Linked DNA regions of Homo sapiens: regions 1 and 2 are each linked to region 3. Evidence: chromatin contacts called from ENCODE Hi-C or POLR2A ChIA-PET data. All regions are on one chromosome and are shown on one strand. The core of a region is the stretch at or near the end of the contact, and the rest is flanking DNA. Distances in the headings are between cores, read along the strand shown. Region 1 holds the start of FAM81A (family with sequence similarity 81 member A). Region 2 holds the start of MYO1E (myosin IE). Region 3 holds the start of MINDY2 (MINDY lysine 48 deubiquitinase 2).

Region 1 (3,973 bases), core at 793-3,292, 670 kb after region 3:
AAAGTCAGCCTAAATAGAAGGTGCCTACATATGGCAAGAGCCCCTCACCTTCCAGGTCCTCTCCTTCCCTACCTTTGAGAGTGAGGGAGTCTTGCAGCAAATGAAAAATCAAAGTTCAGTTTTGATGGCCAGAAGTAAGAAGGCACTTCCTCTGTTTTATAGGTGTTCCATTCTGAGGAATATTAGGATCTACTATCACTCTCCTAGGAAGCCAGGAAGGGGTGCCTTGAGGCTCTGGCACCTCAAGTAGTAGAGGGAGTAGGGTCAGTATTGGGGTGGGCGGGGAAAGGGTAGAGTAATAAGAAGAGGAAGAAACAAGACAGAGGGGACGTTATGTGTCCATCTGAGATGCTCTCCATATGCACTGAAAGGCACCCCGATGGAGACAGGCAAGAAATATTTTGAACCTTTTTCTAGACTCTTGGTGATGGACTCTAGGTTTGAATGGGTACTTTCTGCTAACACATGCACACCTTTCCAGATGTTGTGGCCAGTTACAGCCAGAAGGTCACTGGGAAGCAGAGTGACAGTGTCATCACCATGACATAGGATCCAATTCAATATGTATTTACCTAGTACATACCATGCACCAGGCAGTGGGAATCTAACCGAGAAAGGAAAGAATAATCATTGAGCTTTTGCAGCACTAAAGAGATGCTGTTATACCAGATCTACACATCACAAGACTCAAGGCCATTACTCTCCTGGTCACAACGGCAGTGTTAACATGTGTCTGTGATTATTTGATGAATGCTCGTCAGGCTCTAAGCTCTGTGGGATCAGAAAGTGATGTGTCTCTTTTTCATCTTCACCATTGTGTCTCAGGGCTAAGCATAGTTTCTAGCACTTGGCAGCCATCCAATAGATACTGTTGGCTGAATGAATGTTACAGATGCGTTAGCGCTTTGTGGAAGTTATTAGCCCGTTTTACTGGTGAGGAAACAGTCGCAGAATACCCACAAATATTTCAAAGATCACACACAAATAACAGTCCTTAATACTAATAGCCCCTAAATAATAATGCTGCCGGAGAGAGAATTCCAAAACCGCTCAGCCGAATCCACAGTTCGGGCTCTTCTACCATGTCGGGCTCCTTCCCCTGGGTTGGAAGGGCTCAGGCTGGGGCGGGGTGGGGGAGACAGACAGGAGCCCCTGTGCTGGGTAAGTACCAGTATCTGCGAAGGAGGCACGAACCAGATGAGGCAAAGGTCGTGTCCCCCGCAACTCCGCTGAAATCCTGCCCACCGAGAGGAAGCACAATTATGAGTGAATGGGCTTGTGCGTCCTGATGAGAATCCAAAATCGAGAGGAAGGTGGAAAGAGCCAGGACGCGCTGGGAGGGGATGAAGCTGACGGGAGAAGAAAGGGCTGGGAAGAGGAGGGGTGTTCGGGGTTCTTCTTCTCGTCGTGTCTGCTGCGATGAGACACGATCCTGGGTCCCAACTGCAGGTGTCAAGGCGATTCAGTAAATGACACATGGCAGCCCCGGAGGGTTCGTTCACCTGCACAGGTGGGGCGTCACCGTGGCCTAATCAAATAACTTCTCCCCAATTTGAGGTGGGGCGGGGGAGAGAACTATTTTTGTGGGAAAGCGGTTTAGTAAATAAGGTATATTGGGGCTCTAGAGAGAATTGCAGTGCCACCACCATGGCTATGATCTCCGTCAGGCACCATTTCAACACCTCTCCAAATCAACCATCCCTACAACAGGATTTATTTTCCAATGAGCGAAATCCCCGCCCGCCAACTCCAAGGCGCTTGGATGCGAGCTCTGTGGGAAACAGCAGCGACGAGCAGAGGCTATTTTGGGTGTGGGAACGAGGAGGGAGGAGGGGCGGCGCCGCCAGGCTGGGCGCGGGTGCGCGGGGAAAGCCTCCAGCTCGGGCTGCCACGGCAACCGCGTCCAGGCAACGCGCCCGGAAGCGGCTCCGGCGGCGCGCGGCGGCTCGCGCCCCCCGGGAGCCGCGAACCCGGCCGGGCCGCGCGCCGGGCCAGGCGGCAGGCGCGCGCTGATTGGACGGCGCTCCCCGCGGCGCGGGCCCGCAGCCGGGCGCCCTGCTCAGCCAGCGCCAGCGGCCGCCGCACCCAGCCGCGCCGGCGAGGACATGGGCAGCCGCGGCGCGCCCACCCCCCGCGCCGGTGAGTGCCGCGCTCTGGGAACCCCGGCCGGGCGGCCTCTGGGGCTGGGCGGCGGGAGCTCTCTGGGACGGCCGGTGACCTTGGGGCAGCCTCTCAGGAGATAGGCGTGGGGTAGAGAGAGCTGCGCGTGGCCCATGTGACATGCCGCGGGCGAGAGGGTTAACTGCATGTGACGCGAAGGGCTGAAGTTGGGCACAGAGCGCAACTGGCGTTGCATTTTCGCGGGGGCTGCATGCTAGCGAACCAACCGACGCCCGGAGGGACTGTTTGGGGGAGCTGGGGTGGTGCACGGATTGCCAGGGGTAAAGGCGAGTCAGCCGACCCACTACTCAGAGTGAGTGACCTTGGGTAGGTTAACCATCTGCTCTTCCGCCCCTTCGCTTTTTCTCATCTTTCAAACGAGAGGCTAGGGGGTCTTTGCAGTTCCAGAATGCTGTTGTGCCATCCTACTGCGAGCTGAGAAAGAGCCCTAAAGTACGGTTCTGCAGGTACCGGAGATGCAAAGCTTAACCATGTTTATTCTAGGAGGGGTTTCCATTAATTGGCTCCTAAAGTGGTAAGAAATGTTATCGTTGTCTGGAAGATTATGGAGCAAGCAGTCGGTGGTCCGGAGAATGGCTTCTTAAGATGCACAGGTTAAAACCTCTTTGGTGCCCTAAAGACATGAACAAAATCAGGATTAATGCTCCTAAGTTCTTCTTTCCTGTAGTTAATCTAATAGGAAACTTTGTATTTGAACAGGTAAAATCAAAACCCAATCGTGGCAGGCAGCAGCAAATTAAGTGAGTCATTTCTTCAATGTGCACGAGGTTTATGTGTGTGTGTGCGCGCGTGTGTGTGTGTGCGTGTGTGCGCGTGCGCTCTCGTCCTCAGCTCAAAGTCTGCGTACGGCAGTGTTGGAAATTATTTCATAGGAGTAACCAGAAATAATGCTAGAATGATTCGAATCCACAAAAGTGCAGCTCTCTCAGAAGCAAGGGCAAACATTTGCAACTTGCTTTTAAAATAAGAGGTTTGTAGAGTAAATATATTCTTTATTGAGAACCATCCCCAGATTTGCACATTGTATCTGCCTTCTGGGCCCTGTCACTGAATGCGCGTGTGTGTATGTGTGTGTGTGTGTGTTGGGGGGGGCGGGTTCCTTGGCACTTATAATATTTTTAGCGTTGACTGGTACTAAAAAGGACACTTAGGCCCCCTTCCATATCCACTGTCTATAAACTTCCCTCTTCCACGGAGGGGAATGGAGGACGTACCCTCTCACAGGTACCCCTGGTTGCCCCTTCTGACTTTCTACTTAAAGCTACCCTTGATTTTCATTCGAATCTGATTTCATCTGTATAAGAACGTGGGTTGGGAAGACACAGTTTCCAATGCTAATGAATAAGCTTCTGCAAGCTTGTTTACCTGAGGGCTTAATAACCTTTAATGTGTTACATGTTAGAAATCTGATAGCATACGGATAGAAAAATACTTAGTGTCCAGGAATTCAACCATGAAGCCCTACCAACCATTTAATGAGCCACACTACATGGTGCTTGGAAACGTTATTAGCGCATTATTCAGCCTCCTCTCTCTGCAGGCCACTAGGCTGTGTCACTCCGACCTGGCTTTAAATGTCTTGTTTCTTGTATCCTGCAGCCACACTCTTGCATTTTCATTTTTTATGTAGCTGAACCCACCTTCTCTCCCGAGCACCAGAGCCTGAGTGAACAACTTGCCGCAGAAGAGCCTTCTCTAGTGTCCTCCACCGTCTCACCAGAGTAGGGATGCTCTTCCGCTTCTCCTTAGTGCTGCCTCCAAACCAATGCACCATCACCAACCAAGTCTCCTC
Region 2 (3,634 bases), core at 645-3,144, 600 kb after region 3:
TCTGCTGGGGTGAGGGAAGGGGTCCAAAAGTAACGTAGAGTAGACTGACTTCTTAAACCTTAAAACTAGAAGAGGAAATGTATAGACAAAGTGTTCTCTTAGATGGGGCAAAAGTGACTTAATTTTGGACTATGTAAAAAGAAAAGGCTTTGGCCGAGGATGCCTTGAAAGGTTTCTCGTTGATGTTTGTTTGTAATCATTCTTTGGAATAAACAGCACGGGGCAAGGGGGCTTCTGAGCTTTGTGTGCAGGTTTCGATGGGCCTCTGCTGCACTTCCCTCAGGCTGCTCACCGGGATATCGATTTTTTAATTAGTGTTGTGCTGGTTATCATTTTGACTTGGCTTCTCTTCCACAGCCATTAGAAAACAACAGCAAACCAGAAGAGGACGAGATAATCCACCTAAGCAGGACTACTTGAAAAGAAGCAAGTGTGGAAACTATGAAGCCTTGTAATAGATTTTTTTTTTTTTGATGAACTGCCGATCTCTTCAAAATAGAGTCCTTGCTTTCGTGCCCCGCAAAGAAAAGTACACCACGCCAAAGCCCAAGGGAGGTGGCTAAGGTTATACAGGGAGGGAGGGGAGTGTAGCTGGACTGGGGAGTTGGAATAGCAGAAAAGTCACAAGTCAAAGAGGCGGCCCCTTCCACACATTCCCAAAGTGCCAAAGGGAAAACAGCAACAAACTCGAAACTCGCGAGGGCGTCTTCCCGTGCGAAGCGTCCCCTGGATCCCCGAAAAGCCCCGATCCCCTCGCGCTTGGGAAGGGGTGGGGTCCTCTTCAGGAGGTGTTTACTTGGCGTCCGGGGCGCGGAGACCCTCGGGGCCGGCGCCCGGCACAGGTCCGGGGCGGCGTGGTTGCCGCCCGCGCCCGAGTCTCCCTGGCTCTTGACAGCCCGCCGGCCGCCAGGTGCTCGCCCTACCTGGCGCCCCCGCCTGCCTTTGTGCGGCCCGCGCCGCCCCTCGCCAAGGCGGGCCAGGGACCGCCCCCGCCCGCGTGCCGCTGCCAGGCGGGACAGCTGCGGGCGCTGCCGGGCAGCGGAGCGGCGGCGGGGAGGAGAGGGAGTCGGCGCGAGGGTGCCCGGGGCGGGGCGGGCACGGCCGCGGGGAGGGCAGGGGACGCCGCCAGCGGCTGCGGCGCGAGTCTCCGAGCACCTCCCCTGCCGGCTGCGCCCCCCACGTCCCAGCAGGAGGAGGGGACCCCCTCCCGCGCCGTGCCCCTCGCAGCCGATGCGCCCACACCCTGGCTTCCGACAGCTGGCAGCCATAGCAACCCGGCCACAGAAAGTTTCGCGACGCAGAAACCGACTTGGAATAAAGTTTTCCTTGGCCCCTCGCTCGCTCTCCCCCGGCCCGGGTTTACGGAAAGCGGCAGGAAATCAGAGCTCGCGACGTGCCGGCTCCCGCGTCCACCTTCTCCACCCCTGGCCCCGGCAGCGCGCCCAAGGTGGGTGCACCACGCCGGGGTTTCCTGCCCCGTCCCCGGGTCCGGCGTCCTAGGACGCGGCGCGGCCAACTCACCATGGTGACTCGCGCCGCGGTCGCGTCTTCGCCGGGTCCCGCTGCCGGGGAACTGGGGCTGGAACGCAGTCTTCTGGGCGAACTTCAAAAGTTGGTTCCCCTCGCCAAAAACAGGCTCCCGACACCCAAGCACTCACAGGAGCCAATGGGAACCCAGAGGGGACTCCATCCAGGCGGGATTGGCGGTGCTAGGTGAGGGCGAGACGGCGGCGACTTAGCAGGCGGGGCGCATGCTGCGGAGGGCAAGAGTCCACTCGTACTCGCCGGTCGCCGCCGGCCCAGGTGAGTCCGATGCGCTCGGAGCGTCCGCCTCGCTCCCCTGCCTCACTCCTCTTTCTTCGGCCACTTAATCCGTACTCCTCTGGCTGAGTCTCGGCTCGGGCCGGGCAATCTGTCCATAAATGGAGAACTCAGCTCAGGCCTGACCAATCAGGGTTTGTTTTCGTAGCGTCACTCCTCAGGGAAACCGTAGTAGCCAACAAGCTTGGAGCTGCTGGAGTTTCCAAAGATCTCTGGATCCTGTAGTCCTCCTCCCGCGCCAGCCACCGAAGAACGCTGCGGACCCAGCTCGCTCCTGGTAGCAAGACCCGAACTGTAAGGAACAAAACCCTCGTGAAAGAGGAGCAAACCTTTCACTTCGCTGCGTTTTAAGACGAAAGTTAGGGTGGGTTTCGCTTCCAAGTTGAAGGGGCATGATTTTCCCAGAACTTTTTTTTAAGAAGGAAATATTTTATCAGCATAAAACATCAGAGTCGTGGCAGCAGCCCAAAGGAAATCCTTTTTCTTTCCTACGTCTGGATTGTGAGCAAAGTCAAAAATATCATTTCCCCACCCCTCCTTTTACCTGAATTTCCTTGGAAAACAAAGGAAGACTTCCGGCTGCTTTTTCTTTTCTTTTTTCTGTTTTTCTTTTCTTTCTCTTTCCTTTCTTTCTTGTTTCTTTTTTGCACGTTTTGATGGCAGAAAAGTTGTTGCACGTGCAGTGGGCAGAGGGAAGGAGAGAGGAGAGATAGGTGGGAAGAAACCCCATCCAACCTCAGCCAACACATCTGCTGAAAACAATCAGAACTGTAAAAATGCATTATTCCAGACTGTCGAATATCCAAGGAGAAGATTGGGGTGGGGCGGGGTGGGGGGAAGCAGAATCTTAAAATCAAGGTAGGGAGTTTGATTTTATTGTTCTGGAGGCTGAGGAAGTAAATTTGGTGAGTCTTAACAGGCTGCCTTCCTGGAATCTGTAGAAGATAAAATTGGTAAACTTCAGGGCATAGAGAAACTATGAAGCATAATGATATTATGATACTTTCTGAAATTTGGTTGAGGCAGGGCGCTGTGGCTCACGCCTACAATCCCAGCACTTTGGGAGGCTGAGGTTGGTGGATCACGTGAGGTCAGGAGTTTGAGACCAGCCTGGCCACCAACACGGTGAAACCCCTTCTCTACTAAAAATACAAAAATTAGCCCGGCATGGTTATACATGCCTGTAATCTCAGCTACTCGGGAGGCTGAGGCACGAGAATCGTTTAAACAGGGGAGGCGGAGGTCGCAGGGAGCCGGGATCGTTCCACTCTACTCCAGCCTGGGCGACAGAGCAAGATTCTGTCAAAAAAAAAAAGAAGGAAAGAAAGAAAGAGAGAGAGAGAGAAGAAAGGAAGAAAGGAAAAAGAAATTTGGTTGTAGCTCTTCACTTGACTATCTGAGCATAGAGTTAGAAAGGGTATTAAACTTTATCTTGTCTAAAAGGGTAAACAAAATGTTACAACATGGATGAATCTCGAAAATATCGTGTTAAGCCAGGAGCAAAAGACCACATATTATATAATTCCATTTAAATGAAAGTTGAGGATAGGGAAATCTATAGAGATAAAAAGTAGGTTAGTGGTTTGCTAGGGGCTGGGGGAGAGGGGAGATGGAAGTAATTGCTAACAGGTATGCATTTTCCTATTGAAGTGATGAAAATATTCTGGAATTAGTGGTGATGATTGTACAAGTTTATGAATATACTAAAAACCACTGTGTTATGCTTTTTAAATGGGTGAGTCTTATGGTACGTTCATTATATCTCACTTTTAAAAGTTGAAAGAAAATCATATTGTCCAAATTCTTGTAGTAA
Region 3 (3,614 bases), core at 647-3,146:
AAAGCGAGACTGCGTCTCAAGTGGGAAAAAAAAAAAAAAAAAAAAAAAAAGGGGCACAGTCTTCTGCATTCTCAGGTAAACAAGAATATAAGTATCCAACATTCATGTATTATATGTAATACATATTATGTGTGGCCGGGCATGGTGGCTCACGCCTGTAATCCTAGCACTTTGGGGGCCGAGGTGGGCAGATCACGAGGTCAGGAGATCAAGACCATCCTGGCTAACACGGTGAAACCCCGTCTCTACTAAAAATACAAAAAGTTAGCTGGGCGTGGTGGCGGGCGCCTGTAGTCCCAGCTACTCAGGAGGCTGAGGCAGGAGAATGGCGTGAACCCGGGAGGCGGAGCTTGCAGTGAGCCGAGATCGCGCCACTGCACGCCAGCCTGGGCGACAGAGCAAGACTCCGTCTCAAAAACAACAACAACAACAAATTAGCCAGGCATGGTGGCGGGCGCCTATAGTCCCAGCTACTCGGGAGGCTGAGGCAGGAGAATCGCTTGAACCCGGGAGGCGGAGGTTGCAGTGAGCCAAGATCGTGCCACTGCACTCCAGCCTGGGCGACAGAGAGAGACTCCGTTTCAAAAAAAAAAAAAAACAAAAGCAAAAACAAAAACAAAAAAACATATAAGTATGTATTAAAAAATAGCAATAAGAAAAAAAAAGACAGTAAGCTCCATGAAGATATAAGCTCCGTGATCCACTATGGCATCTCCAGTGACAGACAGCATCCAGCAACTTACTTGGTACTAAAATGTATTAAAGGAATGAATGAAATACTACTTTGCAATCTTGTCTGCCTTCTCTAACCAACAGAGGTGCAAAAATATCACATTCTAATTATGTATCAGGTATTTATATGTCTGCGAAGGAAGACCTGTCTCGTTAATTTTTTATCCCCAACAGCCTAGAAAATGTTGAAAGAAAAAAGATGGGGGAAAAAGCCCTTTTCTGTAACAAGTTAGAATAGGACCCACATACATTTTGTTACTAACAAAACGTCCAGCTTGTCTTTCTTCTTTGAAAACTGCATGGCCTTAAGAGGAGTCCATTCTAATTAGGAAAAAAGTCACCTTTTCAGAAGCAGGCGCTTCCCACTCCATGCAAAGTGAAGCCAAGTTAGCAAAACCGCAAAGACTTGGCTAATTCAAATACAAGCTAATTTATTATTATTGGCGCAAATTAGCCACTTTCTTTTGCTACGCATGTCAATGTCCACAATCATACCGACCCTTTCCTGTAGGGCGAATGTCTCACCAGTAGCTGGTGAGAAGCACAGCTCTTCTCAGCCAAAACCGACAGAGACTGGAATTTGTGCAGTGCAGTAATCCAAAGCCGTCGAGTAGATATGCCTGCTTTAAAATCTGCATCTCGTAAGAAATGCCTTAATTTTCCATATTAGGAGCTGAGAAACCAAGTCCCCTGAGCCCTTCAGGGACAAGTTCTTTTCCAAATACTACAACCACCTCCAACCACCCAACAATGCCTCAGGCCGAGGGTGGGCCACACGCGACCCAGCGCTAAAGGGTCACAGCCAAGCTGTCCGCCTCCTGCCTTCCCTTTAAAGAAGCCGCACACAAGGGAGCTGCCCGGGAGTTCAACTTCCGGCCACATAGTGAGAGGATGTTTTCCTACTGGAGCTGAGCCGCGGGGGCGCGCCCCCCGGCCGCGCCCTCCTAGCCACGCCCTCCACGCCCGGCCTTCCGAGAGCGAGCTCGGTCGGACGCACGGAAAGGGCTGGGCCACGTGGGCGGCTGCTGAGTGGTTCGCCTTCGCCTCTCAGCGCGCAGTCAGGCGGAGGCAAGCTCAGAGCGCACGGACAGAGCGGTAGCGCGCGCCCGCGCGCGTTCTTAGTACTCTCCCCGGTGACGTGCCTGACCGAGGCCGCGCCAGGGCGCTGTTGCTGCCAATACAGCTGTCATGGCGTCCAAGGCGCTGGCTGCGGAGAAGTGGCCGCGGTCTCCATAGAGCTGGGGGCGGGCGGCCCGGTATGGAGAGCAGCCCCGAGAGCCTGCAGCCGCTAGAACACGGGGTGGCGGCCGGGCCAGCGTCAGGGACAGGTTCTTCGCAGGAAGGGCTACAGGAGACCAGGCTCGCCGCTGGTGATGGTCCTGGGGTATGGGCGGCGGAGACCAGCGGCGGGAATGGGCTGGGGGCGGCGGCCGCCAGGAGGAGCCTCCCGGACTCGGCTTCTCCCGCGGGCTCTCCTGAGGTTCCCGGACCCTGCAGCTCCTCCGCGGGTTTGGACTTGAAGGACAGTGGTTTGGAGAGTCCTGCTGCCGCCGAGGCGCCTCTGAGAGGGCAGTACAAGGTGACCGCCTCCCCGGAGACAGCCGTGGCCGGAGTGGGTCATGAGTTGGGTACCGCCGGAGACGCGGGAGCCCGCCCGGATCTCGCCGGCACCTGCCAAGCAGAACTGACCGCCGCCGGCTCCGAAGAGCCCAGCAGCGCCGGCGGCCTCAGCAGCAGTTGCAGCGACCCGAGCCCTCCTGGGGAATCTCCGAGCCTGGACTCTCTGGAGTCGTTCTCTAACCTGCATTCTTTTCCCAGTAGCTGCGAGTTCAATAGTGAGGAGGGAGCGGAGAACAGGGTCCCTGAGGAGGAGGAGGGCGCGGCGGTGTTGCCCGGGGCTGTTCCTCTGTGCAAGGAGGAGGAGGGGGAGGAGACCGCTCAGGTGCTGGCGGCCTCCAAGGAACGCTTCCCGGGACAATCTGTGTATCACATCAAGTGGATCCAGTGGAAGGAAGAGAACACACCCATCATCACCCAGAATGAGAACGGACCCTGCCCCTTGCTGGCCATCCTCAATGTTTTGCTCCTGGCCTGGAAGGTACATTCTGCAGCTTTCTACTTCCTACAGCTTTTGGGGTGGAGGAAAACGGGGTGAGGGAGCTGCTGCATGTCAGGTGATGGCTTCCTTTCTTTCCTCATTCATCAGTCCCCTTCTTACATGAAATTCATTCCAAGACTTCCATGTTGAAGGAATATTCCTTTATACATATATCGAAAAGAATTGCCCCTAACCTCAGTCTTCTCTTGTAGTGTTTAAGAGTTCAACATTCAATTGTGGTTGATACACTTAGAAACAAGAAGGACTTAGAGCATCTTAAATCTTATGATTATTTTAAACTATAATTTCCTACATTTTCTTACTGACCTTATCACATATGCAAAAAAGTGAAGAATTGGAGAAAGTAATCTTCAGAAGTTACCATCAATCCGTGATATCATGGACTAAGTTTTCATGGTTATATTTAGTTTGATTTCCAACTAATGCCCCATTTGTGTGTAGATACTTAAGAGAATGGTGATGGGGAAGATGTGGCTCTTTAGACAAATTCCATTTAAGGAAAAGCATTGGTCTGAGACCCAATTACCGTAACTTCTTGGTTTTCAAAGATTGTTTTCATTTTATGCATGATTTTTACTTGCCTCATTTCTTTGGCTCTCCTTAAATGGTTTGGCATTATTACCAGTAACCATGCATCCGAATGTGTTAAGGGAGCTAAAACTCTAAAGAACTAAAATAAGAAAAGGTATGTCTAAGGTGAAGGAGCAAAAAAGGGAAAGACCCTTAAAAATAGGTATGTTGAGGACTCAGAGCGAGTTACCTG

What was found. A loop is a pair of places that touch in the nucleus more often than their neighbours do. ChIA-PET counts read pairs that join two places held with the same protein, here RNA polymerase II (POLR2A). Pooled maps may share reads with other maps.
Region 1: a loop to region 3 is called in a map of dorsolateral prefrontal cortex, with 6 times the contacts of the local background. The contact joins the promoter of FAM81A here to the promoter of MINDY2 in region 3. A Hi-C loop is called at or near these places in 3 of 168 maps with a recorded cell type or tissue (Right ventricle myocardium inferior, dorsolateral prefrontal cortex and gastrocnemius medialis) and 19 of 50 pooled maps.
Region 2: a map of gastrocnemius medialis shows a loop between it and region 3 (3-fold over the local background). The contact joins the promoter of MYO1E here to the promoter of MINDY2 in region 3. A Hi-C loop is called at or near these places in 2 of 168 maps with a recorded cell type or tissue (gastrocnemius medialis and sigmoid colon) and 8 of 50 pooled maps. POLR2A ChIA-PET finds 5 or more read pairs at or near these places in 5 of 52 experiments (GM12878, H1, HepG2 and 2 more).

The regions. Positions count from the first base shown.
Region 1 is chr15:59,436,144-59,440,116 of GRCh38, forward strand. It overlaps FAM81A (family with sequence similarity 81 member A), which reads left to right and starts at 2,043. Exons shown (of 9, transcript NM_152450.3): 1 at 2,043-2,139. RefSeq lists a silencer at 1,741-2,270.
Region 2 is chr15:59,370,977-59,374,610 of GRCh38, forward strand. MYO1E (myosin IE) reads right to left here and starts at 1,895. Exons shown (of 28, transcript NM_004998.4): 1 at 1,522-1,895. The coding sequence starts at 1,524. RefSeq lists a silencer at 840-1,159 and enhancers at 1,175-1,678, 1,679-2,183.
Region 3 is chr15:58,769,406-58,773,019 of GRCh38, forward strand. MINDY2 (MINDY lysine 48 deubiquitinase 2) reads left to right here and starts at 1,897. Exons shown (of 9, transcript NM_001040450.3): 1 at 1,897-2,830. The coding sequence starts at 1,991. MINDY2-DT (MINDY2 divergent transcript) reads right to left here and starts at 1,569. Exons shown (of 2, transcript NR_135474.1): 1 at 982-1,569. RefSeq lists an enhancer at 834-1,759 and a silencer at 1,572-1,851.